2 separate regions of the Mus musculus genome follow, and region 2 is linked to region 1. The links are chromatin loops, found by intact Hi-C in ENCODE. Cell type or tissue: left cerebral cortex. All regions are shown on one strand.

Region 1 (8,000 bases):
TAGATGGACACACGTGTCTTCCGCTGTCGTTATTGGTATGTGTGTATTTGTGTTTCAGCTCTCAAAATTTGAGCTGTGATGTGTTTTGGTGTGTATTTCTTTGACTTTATCTGGTTAAAACTCTATTTTACAATTTTTTATAAATAAGATATATATGATTATATATGATATAATTATATATACACACATATATATATATAATTTACATATATAAATTTTCTAAGTTTAGAGAAGTCCACCCATCCATGACTTATTAGGGAAACTTCTCAAGTCCTTACCTTCTTTCCCCAGAGGACTTTGATAATGCAAATGATAGGTCTTTTGTATTTCAGGATTGTATCCTTCCTTTTTTCAGACTACTTTTTGAAGACCGTATCCTTGCTTTTAAACATCAGCAATCTTCATGGCTTCCAGTTCACCTGTATTTCGCATCTGTCTCTTCCATTCTGCCCCAGAGCCTGCCGGAACACTGCCTTTTCATGCTGATAGTTGCATTTTTTTTTTCAGTTCAAGCATTTTCTAACTGGCTTATGATTGTATCTATGATTTTTGAAGGACAGAACTTTTCTGTTTTTCCTATTTCTTCATGGAGGCCTTCCTTCCTTCTTTCTCTCCATGCTCCTTATATCTATTAGTTTCAAGGTTGTTTACATTGCTTAATGAATCATTCCCACAATAGTTGCTTTAAAATCTTGGTCAGATAATTTTAACATTTATGTCATAGATTGTGTCCTGTGTTGTTTGTTGCTTTGTTTCTTGCAGGTTGGTTTCATTCTTGCTCTAGACATGACAAGATGAGGGGGAGGAGGAGGAGGAGGAGGAGGAGGAGGAGGAGGAGGAGGAGGAGGAGGAGGAGAAGGGGGCATTGAAATACGGACATTGAGACGCTATGGAGTTCTTAAACTTTCTTTTTTAACTGTCTTCCTCTGAGACCACTCTAGTTGAGGAAAGGGAATAAGAGTTGGGATAGAAGACGCCCAGGCCCCTCTATTGCTTCCAATTGACAGATGGGAGAGAAGGAAGAGAGGATGCCACTTGCTGCAGTTGAACTGGGATAAATCTGCAACAGTGCTTCCCTGTGTGGGAGGGCCAGATGTGCCTGCCTGGCTCCAAATGTGTATTCTTCCAGAAGCCCACGGTGGGGCTCTTGTCTGTCTTGCAGAACTGAATGCTTCTGATCCCCACATTAACTCCTGGGGTCTCCTCCTCAAGTTAGTTTCATGTGCTTGGCTTAGTTAAGCAGCTATTTATTTTTCTTTCTTTCTTGGCTTCCTGGTTCTTTGACATCTAACAGAGAGAAGGGAGAGAGGAGGGCAAGAGAAGAGAGGGGAAACAATCATGAGAGACAATCACGTCTATGCCCATCGAGACTCCAGATTCCTTGGCTCTTTGAGATATAGTTCTTATAGGAAAATGAAGGAAAGGCGAAACTCAGGCTCTTTCTTGCTCTCCTTGTGCCCTGAAATTCGAGGTCAGTCTGATGTCTCCTCTCCACATTTCAACAGCTTCTTATGTGTGTTTCATATAAATTCTCAGCATGGTGGCTGTACACAGAATAAGAAACAGAAAAGAAAAAAAATTCTCCCGCACCCTCAACAGAACTGTTAACAAGAACACTGACACAGTCAGAGCTATAAATCACACTGATATTTGTGTATTCCAAGCATCTTTTTGTCACAGTTTATTCTTCTTCTGTTGAAGCAGTGCTTCATTCTCTCAGAACCCCAGGCTATTCTCGGGGTGCTGATCCACCGAGAATTTCAGGAATCACAGGCATGGACCACTGTCACCAGCTTTGTCCCATTTGTTTTCTGCAGAAAGTTAATTTTCTTTACTCATCTGTATATGTCAACTTAATCAATATATCATTAGAAAAGCCCAACCTAACATCTCAGTTATGGCAAATAGAGAGTTCCACCTCAAATCCCCAACTGGAATTCCTTGAGGCCTCCTTGATTAGCACTGAAGTTCTAATCACAACCTTCACCTCACAGGCCTCGCTGAAGAAAGAACGGGAACAGCCATTTTTAACCTTTAATTTCCCTCTTCTGGTAATTCCAGGGCACTCACTTAAGAAGCTGTTGCGATTCATATTCCACAAGCCCCATTCCCTTATCTATAGACAATATATGTTAACCACTGAGATATAATATCAATGCAGGCATAGATTTTTGAACCCAATGTCATCATTTCAAACTACCAAACAGCTTTGTTTTTTCCCCTTAGTTTATATGCCCAATTTTTTAAAGTATCTATTGATATAGTACAGCAAAAGTGTCCACTGAGCATTAAGTGCTGAGTGTGGGAAAGTGTGATCAGGGCTGCTAATGGAGGTTTGTCACTCAGTGGGTTGGTGTGTCCTCGTGACATGAACGAATTATTCCTAAGTGTTTTTCATTTGTATTGTTAGCTACAGACTAACATAGTTTCGCCTTTCCTTCATTTTCCTATGAAGTTAATATTAACCCACTGAGGTTGAGCTGGTAAGATACTCCACAGAGTTTGAGTTTAATATTTTATGTAGGTTTTTGGCTTTATGGACACACTTGTGACACCATGGACTTAAATAACAATACACTTATTTTATACAATCAAAAATTAAGTGTAAGGGCTGGCAAGATGGTTGAGTGGAGAAGAGGAGCTTGCTGAAAAATCCCAGTGAACTGAGTTCAATCCGCAGAACCCATGTGGTAGTTCGCTTTCAACTTAGAAGGTGCTTATTCCAAGCTCACCTAGGTAGCAGAGAGAGAAGGTCTCAGGACTCAGAGGGCATCAGGAGAGAGCGACAAAATGAGGATAACAAGCAACCGTCTAGACAGACTTTCCCTGGAACACCTCAGATATTACTGTCTCAACATTTCTTTTGCCGATTCTGCTGAAAAGAAGGTATTACAATTTCGTTGGCATTGGTGACCTGGCATCTCTGAATTATTTCCTGCTTTGGTTTACAGAGGAATAAGCCTGTAATTAATTATATATCAGAACATGAGAATCGACCTGGCAATAATGTACAGGCTAAGAACGTTCTATTTACATATGTAGGTTATTTAAAATATGTCTTGTTAAATAAATATTTAAAATCCCTCCTTATTTGGCTTATAAAGTGTTCGAAAAGAGGCTGCAGTTTGACTTTACAGAATGTTCAAAAGTGAGAGACTTGATCTAGACAATTGTCCATGCCCAGTTAACATCACCTCCTATCCTTGCATAGCAGGGCACACAGAAAACATTCTTAGTAAAAACAACAACATCAATTATTTACATCAGCACTGAAATGTATACTAATGGGAACAAGTTGGTCTTCAGGAATTCATATAACTTATAGAACATATAAGTACAACAAGGAGCCTAGGTATGAATGAACGAGATGCCCAACAGTGGATAGGGTGTATGGAAAACAGTGGTGTCACAATAAAATGTTCCCTCTGTGGGTAATTTCCTTCTTGTATATATCTAGATTTACTTTTAAAGGGAAATAAAATAAAATAGAGAACCAAAAAGAGATTTTTTTTCATGCCCGTCAAATCAACAAGACCCTGGTAAGAAGAACAGACACAGGACGTGACAAGGTGGGAAGATAAGAGAGTCTCAATGATACACAGGAGGGATTCTGCTGGAATTGATGAGGGCGCCCTGAAGTTAACTTTCCTCCAGAGGGTTTGCCTCTAACCGCCTTTGGTCCCTGCAGAACGGTTCTGTGAACATGGCAGCTGCGGATCCACCAGGGGGAGCAGTTCGCCAGCACAAAACCAACCTTCCCGAAGGAAGCCGCTGAAGTTGGCTCTTCCTCTCAATTTACACAGCTGACAGGACCCTGATTTTATCAGTTCTCCTAGATGCAGCACGCACATACCTGGAGCTGATTCCCTCCAGCCAGCCTCATGCTACTGGGATACGATACACCTCACAAACTCATGATCACAGGCACGCTTTTCCGTGCATAGCAGCCCTTGTAATGTACCTCGCCTTTTTTTTTTTTTTTTTTTTTTTTTTAATAGGAAGTAATTTGGGCTCAGCTTCCACACCATCTTTTAAGGAGAGAATGAATAGTTTATCAAACTAGTTGTTCGGCGTGGCATTAAAGTGTGTGAGAGTCTCCCTCAGGTCTCGAAGGCAGGTATCTACTGGAGTTTACTGATAACCCGGTTTCTCTCTTCAGCAACCCCCCCCCCTTTTTTTTCTTCCTTTAACCAAAGCCCTGGGGCTGGGAAAGAAAACAGCTGTCAGAGAAAGGCTGGTGTCGGTGATAAGCCTTTTGTGTGCAAGCTCAAACTTTGAGACCAGCCTGTCCAAACAAAACAGCTGTGGTCTTCAGTGTGGACGGCAGAGTACACCAAGTCTGTTGGTGAAGGGGGGTTGGGGGGTTGGGGGAGGCAGAAAATATGCCGGTCCCTGAAGCATTCTGTACATGGTTGCACAATCCATGAAGGAATTCCCAAGGGGAGCCAAATTTTATTTTTAGTAGAGGTCAGTCCTCCGGTCTCTATCCTAATCCTCCATTGTGGCGCTTTAGCACATTGCTGTTACAATAGCCCTTGATGCTTGAGGTGGAAAGCCTGGCTCCTGGCTCCGCAGCTCTGGCATGAGGAAGGCGGAGGAGCCTGGGGGCTCATTCTAGACTCCCAAGTCGCTAGTGAAACTGCTCTCGGGGACCCTTGTTTCTAGATCAATCTGCTTCAAGATCCGCCTCTTTCTGTTAGTCACAGAGCCTGTGTCAAGAGCCTGTAAAGAACAATGTAAGGGACGCCAAGGCTACTTTGTAACCTTAGTCTGTGCACCCGGCTCTTAAAGCCACTAAGTGAAGCGAAAGTCACTCTTTTTTTTTTTTTTTTTTTTTTTTTTTTTTTTGAGAAACAAGCAAACAAACAAACAAAAACCCAACAGACTGTTTCTGGAACTTATCTGCTTTCGTTCCCTCATTTGTCCCTCATGGGCAACTCTGTAGAAAGCAAGCCTGCAGCTGACATTCAGGGAGTAGCTGATACCACCTTTCTACGGGGGTTAGTGTCCCTTCTAAGTAAATCAAACACAGGAACTAACTTAGGAGCATTTTCCTTCAACCTTTCTGTTATTATACATTCTCATAATTTTCAAATTGACTTCTGAATAAACCACAGAGGGGGGAAAATCATGATTCTCAGGTGATCTTACGTATTTAATCTGTCGATTGTTGTTGTATGTTGTTTTTTAAGAGGACCAGGCTGAAAGAGCTGAAATCATTTCGGGCAAAGTTTTATTTTTGGTATTCCACTACTTTATCACAGTTGTTCATCCTGGAAATGGAAGTGAAAAGAATCCCATTAAAAATACATAATAGTATGGGCCAGGCATAGTAGCACATAGAATCCCCAAACTTAAGAGACAGAGGCAGTGTTGAAACAAACTCAAGAGCTAACATTGTGATCTGATGTTATCACAGGGATCTATGTCTCAGTATGGGGGTAATCTGGGTATTTTTGGACCAGGAGACTGAAGGACAGACAGCACTTTACCTGGCTGATTTTCTTGCTACTCTTCTAGTTGTGTTTGCGCAGATACCACAATGCTATATTCTGAATTCTGGCACAAATCCATGAGAGGTAAAGCTTACATGGGTATTAAGTGCTTAGTCACCAGATTGAAGAAACTGAGTCACATTTTATACCTAGTAGAGCAGTAGAGGGCTGTCTGCCCCTGCCCCTGCCCCTGCCCCTGCCCCTTTCTGCTTTTGCCTTTTTCCCTTGCCCTTCCATTCCTTTCCAATCCCTCGCTTCCTGAGTTGCTCCAACTTAAGGACCTGTATGTGATAAACAAACTGTACTGCAGAGCCATGGGTCAGACCCCAGAGTAGAGACTTAGCATCGCAGGCAAAAGGAGACACCGATTTCAACAAGATGTCAAAATTGTGCCCATACCTGACCCGGATTTCTTAACACTCCTCATTGAGAAGTGGCCCTCTGCCTAGACCCATCTGCAGGTCCTTGGCGAGCGGGACAGGCTGTCCCAAGCCTCCCATTTAGTGTGAACTGCTTGCAAAGGAGTTCAGAGTTTTTCAGAGTTTTGTGACAACTTCTGCCCTGCAGATAACGCACTTGAATGGTTTCCTTCCTCCCCACATCTCCCGCTCAGCACTGAAGAGAAGGATCTACCTTCCGAGGCATGAAACGAAGTGATTTACTTGTTGCTCCAGAACCACTTCAAAGGTTCCTAGATATTGAATCAAATCTAAGCAATTTGTTTTCCCACCCTGGATTTCTGAGCCAAGCTAGCTGTTTCTTTCTGCAGCCCAGGTCATTCCATTAGAGATCAGTATATATCTTGTTCCATGCCGTTTAATCGCTCTGAACTTCCAGAATGTTCTGCATGTTTTCCCCCAACTTTAATTTACATTACATGCTCTCTATGGGGATGCTAAGTGGCCACCAGAACTTCTAATTTGGTAGAATTTTATCTTAAATAAAATGGAAGAACGCAGGCATCAAGACTAAAGGGGATTCCCATCCTATGGTGAGAACTCTGCTGATCCCCCTGTAGAGTAAGAAACACAGCTCAGACCAGAGGGTCAGGACATACCCAAGCTGACTCAGATGAGTGTCTAACAGACATCTTTAAAGGCAAATGCTCTATAAGCAATTTTCTCCCGATGTTTTAAAGGCATGAACGCTACAGTCTGCAAACTCCCTCCTCACACAAGCCCACTTTCTGCTTTGTTTGGTGTTTCCTCATTTTATAACCAGAATCAAAGAAGAAAAAGTTCTTCTTCCTCTTGTCAAACATTAATACACAAACTGAATAATTAACATGAGTTATCACGGCTCTTGATGTGAGCTATGTAGCCACATTCACAAATAGCAAAGTAATTGGCAAGATGAAAACAACTCAGACGTGTAGGAGTGAAGCCCTGCCAGCATCAGCGAGAGAAAATAAAATATCTTTCATTCTTTCTCTGGGCATTTTTGAGGAGCGGGGGTGGGGATAGGGGGTGGGGATAGGGGGTGGGAATAGGGGTGGGGATAGGGGTGGGGATAGGGGTTCCTGGAATACTGGAGTGGAGTAAAGGGTGAGCCGTTTGAATCAGATGCGTAACTGTCTTTAATTTGTGTCCCTTTTAGCCTTCTTAAGAATGCATCCAAACATTTAGAGGGCTTCATCTCAATTATCTCAATGTTCCCAAACTGAAAACGAAAGGGTCTATCTAATCACAGGTGAGGATAAAAACAAAAAACAAAAAACAAAAAACAAAAAACAAAAAACAAAAAAACAAAAAACAAAACGAAAAAGAAAACCAAAACCTCAAGGGCTGAGGATGTGGCTCAGCAGCAAGAGCGCTTGCTGTGCACGAGTGAGGACCTGAATTCTGAGCCCAAGCCTGGACATGGGAAACCAAGGGTAGTAGTTGGTGTCTCTAATGCCAGAGCTGGAAGCCAGGGTCAGGCAGATCCTTGGGGCAGGGCTGGATGGCCAACCAGCGTAGCTAAGTCTGTGGGCACCAGGTTCACAGAGAGAGAAACATGGTCTCTAAATTAATGTGAAGTATGAGCAGGAGAAATACCCCAGGACCGCCTCTGGTTTTCATGGGCACATGCGTGGGTCAATGCACCAGCACGCACACAGACACAATCGTGGGAGCACGGGCACACTTGAGAGAGGCAGAGGGACAGCAACAAAAAGAAACAGAGACAATGAAAGACAGAGATGCGCAGAGAAACGGAGATAGACAGAGAAACAGGCAGAGAGGCAGATAGACTGAGAGACAGAGACAGATTCCGAGAAAGCATAGCTTTCTGTGGCTTCTATATACTTGATTCCCAATTTGTCTGTAAGGCAACATCATGGTTTTTTTGTTTGTTTGCTTGTTTTTTTTTATTATAAATAAAATTTTAAGAAAACAAGAAAAGGAAGCATCTTTAGGAAGAGCCCAAACATCCATTCCCAAGACATCAGAGCACCCGACTTTCCTGGCCCTGAAAGAATCTCCAATGTCCATCTTATTCTGGAATCTTCCCTAGAGAACACAACAG
Region 2 (8,000 bases), 1.9 Mb after region 1:
CCGAATTAATTTCCAACTTACTTTTGTCACAAAACAAATTGCCACAAACTTACCAGTTCTAAAAACAAAATGTGTTTATCATTTGGGTGTTTTATAGAAAAAGTCCAAGCCTTCAAGGTTGGTTTCTGGGCTTAGCAATTGAGATGCCAGTAGCTTGGTTCTCATTTTTCTGGGGTTCCCTTCAGTGCTTACTCCTGCCCTTGGGGGACCTCTCTCTGGCAGGAGGAATGATGTCCCAGCTATTGAGTATCCTGCCAATAGAAGGTTGTATACTCTGCTTGGTGACTCTTCCTCAGTTCCTGGCACAAGACTGCCCACTATCTTGCAGAAGCAACAGTGGGGCATATCTTTCTCACCCAGGAAACATTTCAGGACATGCCCTACTGTGAATCAAAGATACTCAAGTCTTGATGCATGCATGAGAGTGGATTAGAGTCATATGATTTGGAAAGGTTGCTTTGTGATCATACCAACAGATTAATTGTCTTAATTGCACATCCAGTACCACTATTGCCAAGTTACATAGCAAAAGAGTAAAATTTCATCACAGTTCTAGTCCCTGGGATTAAGGTAGGGAATCTATTTCTGCACTCTAGGATTCAGATAACCTTGAAAAATTTTGTTATAAATCCAGATTAATCAATAAGGGTGATCAAGCATAAGGATATAGATGAATATAACAGATGGGATGTTCTCTAAACAAATATTTACATCTAAGGTCAATTGATAGTCTTTTCAGCAAAATGTCAAGGTATTTCAATAACAAAAAAGATTGCCTTTTAAATAGATGATGGTAAGACAAGTAATTGCTGAATGCAGACGGTAAATTTTACCTCACCATACCCAGCTCGAAATGGACAATAGGGCATAAGACAAGCATTGAAAAAAAAAAAAAAGGTTTTGTTGAATTGCACATGTTGCTAACACATAAACTACTTTAAGTTGGTCTGCACTGAAATTCAGATTTTTTTTTTTTACTTCAGAAAAGACAATGAAGAGACACAAAGGGGGTATATCTGTATCTTATCATCAAATGATTTAAACTTATATGTATAACTTTTAAAATTTTGTTCAAAAGTATATAAAGATTCCTTTCAACTCAGTAATGAAAGAAAATCTAATAGTAGCATAGCAATAAATGCTTCTCCAGAGGTCCAAGAACCCATGGCAAAGTCCTTACCATCATAAGTAGAACACTCATGGCTCTATCACACAAATGTAGAGTGCCATAGCAATGGCTGGAACCTGTTTGGGAAATTCGTTAAAAGTTAAATATAAACCAACCAGATCACATAGAAATTTAGTTCCTGGAGTCTCATTTCAATGGCATGACTACAATTATTTATAGCATCACTCGTCACAATAACTGGCAAACTAGAAAACCTTTTGGGGAAGGGCTTCCTATCATGCTTTTACAAAGCTATATAGATGTAAATTGGATATTGATTGCAGTCCTTATCCTGGATTGTAACATTAGCAGTCTAAGGCAAGATCAAGAACAGTATTTAATTAATTCTAAATTTTCAGTTGAAAGCTTTCTCATGTCAAACTCTGGACTTGGTGTGTACTCTAGTTTCGTAATTGTTGGCTCATAAATCAGCAGGTCTACACTACCTGCATGCTCTTCTGAGCAGCTATGACGCTGCTTTGCTTCTGCATAGGAATAACAATTGGGTGTCCTTTATGGAGTGTAGACTGCTGGCTAAGGCCTAGGTGTAGTACTTTCCATGAGTTCACTTACTTAATCATCCTATACCTCTGTGGGAAGCCAACTCCAAGATGGCGCCGGTTTCTGGTTGCCGCTGTCATAAACAACACCACTGCGCAGGCGTCAATTAGAATTTGGTGCCAACCCCTCCCGAGTGGGTGCATGCAAGTTGGGTGCCGTGCTACTGACCAATCCCAGGGGGCCACGGAGCTTTCTCCTGTGCTGGGGTGCATATAAGCAGGGCTCCCTGGGTGCCTGGGGTCCCCGTAGAAGCATCAAGGCATTCCTGCAATAAAGGCTGTTGAGAAGAATCCGACTGTGTCGTGTCGTTCTTGCTGGTCGAGAGCAGACACGACATACCTCCATAGACACATTGCAATCAGAATATTATAGAAGACAAAAGATAGCCTAAAGAAGCAACTTCTTTGCACGGGTTCACTCCGGCTAAATGATGGAAAAGAGCTCAGATCCTAGATTTCTGTTACCAGAGCCTATCTCTCAGCTACAACAACAACAACAAAGACATTACTAATGATAATAATAAGGAATAAAATCTATTTATTAGGTTACCAGAAGTCTATCTTTTGACGGACAGGTTAATTTCAAAACTGGGTAATCATTTCCAAAAGCATTTCTTCCTTCTAAATAGATGCACCTATAGGTGTCTGCATACAATGCTAAATGGCTATCCTGGTTTCCTGTTTTCCCTAGGAGATCAGTAGGATGCTCTCACTGGGTGGGCCACGTGTGCTTTTTTTATTTTTTATTTTTTATTGGTAGTTTTTTATTTAGCTGAAGTTGTAAGTCTTTGCCCCCCTGGAATTAGTGCAGGAGCACTCTTCACTTTGTAAATGAAGGGCATCACCCATTTCTTCATTCCACATAGAACTCTGTGGGAGGTGGGAGGTGTAAGAAGTCCTGGCTCAGCCTGAGCTTTATCTGTAGCTGGGCAGCCCCAGAGTGAGAGTTCACCTGAGGACTCCAGCCCTTTCATCTAGGAAACAGTATCCATTGTCTTACATGCTGGTTCTGAAAATGACTGTTAGAGACAGTAACACACACACACACACACACACACACACACACAGAGAGAGAGAGAGAGAGAGAGAGAGAGAGAGAGAGAGAGAGAGAGAGAGCAATTATTTTTTTGTTGCTGTTTTGTGAATGTAAATTTAAAAACCCATTCTAGGGCAAAGGCCAGGTGTGAATCTTAACCCCAGCCTCATTCACTGGTGGCACTGGTAAATTCATTTCCTGCTGATCTAAATTTAGAAACCTAAATTCTTTGACGATATTGCCTTAAAATGTTCCTCTAAGAAGTACATGTAACATATAACTTTTTCTCTTATGAAGAAAATATGGAAGGGGAAGATAAAGAGAAGGGAGAAGGAGGGAGGGGGGCTGGGGAGGGGGACAGATACATGTGATAGTCATGGCAAAATTCCTGAGGAAAACCAAAGGCAGTGTTAAATAGTGGAGCTGAAAGACCCAGTTAAACTTCCCCTTACCAGGACAGAGGTCTCTGCCATACTTACTTATGCCATTATGTTGACATAGAAGTTACTTGTAGGGACCCCAGCCTGAAGAACATTGGCATAAGGCAATTTCTGCTTGGGGTCAATGATTGCCCAAAATATTTAATTTTAAATGTCATTATTTGGTATTTATAGATTAATTCCTCTTCACGAATACCCTCTCAGACACACTTTTTGGGAAAAGAAAAAGAAAGAAAAGAAAAGAAGAGAAGAGGAGAAGAAGAAAAGAGAAGAGGAGAGGAGAGAAGAGAAGAGAAGAGAAGAGAAAAGAAAAGAAAAGAAAAGAAAAGAAAAGAAAAGAAAAGAAAAGAAAAGAAAAGAGGAAAGACAAAACTGATGCTCTGGGCACAACCTTTCTGCAAGTTTCTTTGTAAATTAAAAACTGAGCACCATGGAGCCACAAACACTTCCCAAACTGGAAATCGTTCCAGTTTGTGCTTCATAGCAAGCGGAGAATGAGCTTCCGGTCTTCTCGCACTCCAGATTATTTTCCTAGCCTGGAAACATCTCAAAAGTTTTCTTGAAATATGTGTTTATGGATCATTTTAGGAGAAAATGTTCTTCCACTTGAATGGGGGCCTTAATCTGGAAGCTGGGATACAAGGGTCAAGTCTGTCTGATTTACACAGGAGGACACGTATATTTATGAGATTGGTTTTAGTGAAAAATATATTTTTGACTTTGGCAGGACAGCGTTCACAGATTTTGATGGCAAATTCCTTGCTGACAACTGTTAGGGACCCACTGGGTAACCATAGAATGACTACTTTTGCCTTAGGACTGTGAGGAATTCTGGCAGTGAGCACCTGAGTCTGGTCAGAAGTCTAAACATAGGACTACCATTCTTTTCTTTTTCCTCCTCCTCCTTCTCTCCCTCCTCCTCCTTCTCTGCCTCTTCCACCTCCCTTTTAAAATTAGCCTCACCCAGCTCAAGTTAAAGAAAATCTGTTTTTTTTTTTCTTCATATGTGAGTCATTTCCCCCTAACAGAACTTTCCCTGCCTAGGCAAACAGTAGTAATATAGCTGCCTGCAAGTCCATGCGATGAAAGCCCGTGTCACCATGTGCAAACTGTGAAACATAATTGAAAGTAAAATGTTTAATTAAAATGGACATTTCTGAGCCCGCTTGTGGCAGCAGCCATCTTGCTGAAAAATTATATTTGTTACACCGGCAACCTGGGAAAACCATTCAGAAGACGGTGAATGCCAGGATCCATCGCAAAGTAAATGGGGTGAAAATCGGCAGGCAAGCCGTAGTTACCCTGCACGTCCCCAACACATGTGCCCTGGTGCCGACCACGTAGAACATGAGGACCTGCCGGCCAGAGCCGTCCCTAAGTCAGTATTCATTATCACAAAGCAGCCCCTTCCCTTCAAATAATTCTCCCTCTTACTCATGTCAGCAAGTCTCCTTAACAACAGGGCTTTCAATGCTCTGCTCTCTCTCTATTGGCTGAAATGGAAGGATACTCCTTGTCTCCGAATTTCTCCTCCGAGACCAGGCAGGCCTTTTCCCCTCCTCTCATAAAAGCTACTGATCCCAGATAATTCAGACTCGCGTGGAGAGAGGCGGTGCAGAGGTTTGCAGTTCAGATGTGGGGACAGATTTTGAAAACGAATTTCCATCTGGCATCCAAAGGGCAGTTTCTTCTCCTGCCTGGAGGTGAGGTGTCAGAGAGTGCCTGGCCTGAGCTGGGTCACCATCCAGCAAGAGTCCCGGTTTCAGAAAGTCTCCTTATTGGAGAATTTCTTTGACATTTTCTAAAGGGCAAGTGAAATAAAGTTTCTTTTGGGCAGCATCTTTTACTTTATCCTCTTAAAAACCAGCCACCACCGGCAGATCCAATCTTGCAATTGTATAGAGACACTCCTTTAAAAGGACGACTGTTCCCACTTACCTTGGTTTTTTTTTTTTTTTTTTTTTATTTACACATTTAAAAAAATTTTTTTTGCAGTATTATGAGGCTTTCTTTCTCTTTGCATGATTACTAACTCTGCTGTCTAATTACCATGGCTCGGAATGAAGGAATGAAACAGCAAACCAACAAATAAATATAGAAAGAAAAGGTCTGCCAATGTGAAACCCATTAAAAGTGTTAATAGCAAAGCACTGTGGGAAAAATATCATGATTAGGGTATTAAAACAAGTCTGATTGTCTACATTCAGCAGCTCCACCATTTGATCGTTTTCCCTATCTGACCTTGTCCAGTGAGCTCTCTGTCTATAATATGTTCTTTATTGCCGAAGGAATGCTCTTTGAATTTACTTTCTTTATGGTGTGATTATAAATCTCTGTGACATCCCTAATGATTCATCTCTTTTGGCACCGGGCAGAAGGATAACCACTTCTATAATGCACACGTTTCATTTAAGGTGAAACCGGAAGGAGATTTATCAGTCAGCACAGACCTTCCAGGCACAGGCTAAATTATAACCATTTATCCCCTTCCATAAACAAGTTTAACTTTGGTGCACTCTCTCCCTGAAATGCCTCATAACCCTTTAATAAGATGTTTTAATTTGTGCATGGTCTGAACAACCAGGCCTTTTCTTCTGCTGAAGGGACAGTTGTATATTTTCACCTGAGCCTCGCCACGGAAATAAACTGGTCAAGAGCACACTTCCTACGACGGCCGATCGCTCACTTGTCTTAAATTAAGCAGAATGCTTAATTGAAACTGTTTTCTAAGATTTGTAGGTATCGGTTTAAACTCCAAAGGCAAATAATTTTAAGGATATTGGAATTTAACTTAGCCTGTTCTGTGTTTGAGATTTTTAACTCAGAAAGGCAAAAGCCCTGTATCTTATAAGCAAAATTGAATTTATTTATTTATTGATGATTCCATTATAAACCTCAATGGCAATAGAGTTTTCATTATGAGTGGAAAACACATGAACATGCCATGTAAATCTCCTAAAATGTGCACAGGACTGATCACCTTTCTCAGAACATCTCTCTCTCTCTCTCTCTCTCTCTCTCTCTCCCTCTCTCTGTCTGTCTGTCTCTCTGTCTCTGTCTCTGTCTCTGTCTCTGTCTCTGTCTCTGTCTCTGTCTCTCTCTCTCTCTCTCTCTCTCTCTCTCTCTCTCTCTCTCTCTCTCGGTGTGTGTGTATGTTCAAATCAGCAATGTTTGCTTCAATGTCCCTTTTCCACAGTGCAAACAAAACTCCACGGATAGATAAAAAACCCACACAGGAGGAGCCAATGATGATAGAAAACCGGTCAGCAAAAATACTTTTGAACTTCAGATGACAAGAAACATGCTTGGTCCACAGGGCTAGAAGAAATGGAGATTTTTTCCCCCCTTTTCTCAGACATATGTAGAACATTTGTTTCTGTTTTATTTCTACTGTCATAATATGATGGTTTTATTCAGTTTTTAAACATGCTTCAGCTGGAAACACTACATCTTTAAATCAGGCAACCCTGGCTTCAGTGTGAATTCCCTTGCCGCGCTCCCTCACCTTACCCAGGTGCATGTTAAATCAGTATTAATGACAATATCATTCTTGTGCAGTCATCTCCTGCCTGCAATTTGGTTTTAATTACCCGCCACGTTGTCTTTCCCCCTCACTGACAGCCATTAAATAGGGAATGACACTGGAGCCATGGCTGTGTGCAACACTCACTTCACCAGAGCCCAGGTCCCTCATAAAGCAGGCTGCAGTGCCTCCTAGTGGCCGAAATCAGAAAGGGCCATAACTGAACTGAGACTTCGTAAGCCCTTTTCAGGTTAATGTGGGGATCTGGGCAGATTATGAGGTTCACTGATTTTATATGAAGAAAATAAAAAGTATGAACCCAATTCTAGTTATTAATCAAGAAACAATTATTTATTGGCGAAACGTGCTAGTTTAAATGTAGTGATCAATGACACTCTCCAGGTGCTCTCTCATAGTGGAGGGTCGTGATGATGGAGGATCAGAAACCCGCAAACTTGGCTGAGAAAATGGAGCCGAGGAAAATTCTCGGGCAAATTCACTGAGGAAGGTGAGTCACCAGTGCGCTGAGCATCAGGAGGACTATTCTTTCTCCCACTTTGCTCTACGCTGAGGGACTTTTACTTTTTGTCTTTTTCTTCCTTCCACTTCGCAAAAAATATTTTAGTTTCTCCATAAACTAAATGCATCCTTCCACGCTAGGAATGAATACATCCCATGACCACAATCATTTTTGCATGATCAATGTAATCCTAAAGTATCCAACACAGTTTTCTTTTAAACAGGACTTTAAAATTAAAACTGTCTGTACAAACACTCCCTTTAGACACTCTGCAGATGTTCCCGGTTGAAGGTTCTCATCTTATGGAAGGGTGATCACATATTGCTTTAAAAATTTGTTGGCTAAAATACATCTGCAGGCATGTGCATGACACAAGAAGGACATTAGATCTTTTGTAATATCAATTAGAAACATGACTCATGAATGCTACATTGCCAAGCAGGGTAATGGTTAGGAGTCACATACACTTATCTATCTATCTATCTATCTATCTATCTATCTATCTATCTATCTGTCTATCTATCATCTATTTTTGCTGAATTTTCTCCTTGACTACTTCTTCGTGGTCCAGAGGTGTTTATTTCAGGGCTCATGGACCAGTCTTGCACAAAAGCTAGCACGACGCTCTTTAGATTCTCTCAACAAGTATAATTACTCACTTTGCATGCTGCTAAATGGAGAATCGTAGCTAACTGCTTTAATTAAAATTTTAACCGTGCATCATATATACAATAACTTGAGCATGCACTCATG

Evidence for each region. A loop is a pair of places that touch in the nucleus more often than their neighbours do. Peaks named below come from ENCODE experiments on the same cell type or tissue, not always from the same donor. Only the 100,000 strongest peaks of a DNase experiment are listed, where the experiment ranks them.
Region 2: it touches region 1 in a loop (8-fold over the local background); 13 of 42 quality-filtered maps call a loop at or near these places.

What each region holds. Positions count from the first base shown.
Region 1 is chr7:71,408,089-71,416,088 of GRCm38, reverse strand. No RefSeq gene overlaps it. Among named protein-coding and RNA genes, the nearest start is that of Gm36260, 32 kb to the right of the region's middle. In left cerebral cortex, a CTCF peak has its summit at 3,715 (motif pointing right); a DNase peak (open chromatin) is centred at 3,735; H3K4me3 peaks cover 353 bases.
Region 2 is chr7:69,489,907-69,497,906 of GRCm38, reverse strand. It overlaps Gm38584 (a long non-coding RNA gene), which reads left to right and starts at 6,870. Exons shown (of 3, transcript XR_882201.1): 1 at 6,870-7,235. 4930402F11Rik (RIKEN cDNA 4930402F11 gene) reads right to left here and starts at 1,813. Exons shown (of 3, transcript NR_045940.1): 1 at 1,742-1,813; 2 at 1,181-1,245. In left cerebral cortex, a CTCF peak has its summit at 6,933 (motif pointing left); DNase peaks (open chromatin) are centred at 4,156 and 6,916; H3K4me3 peaks cover 352 bases.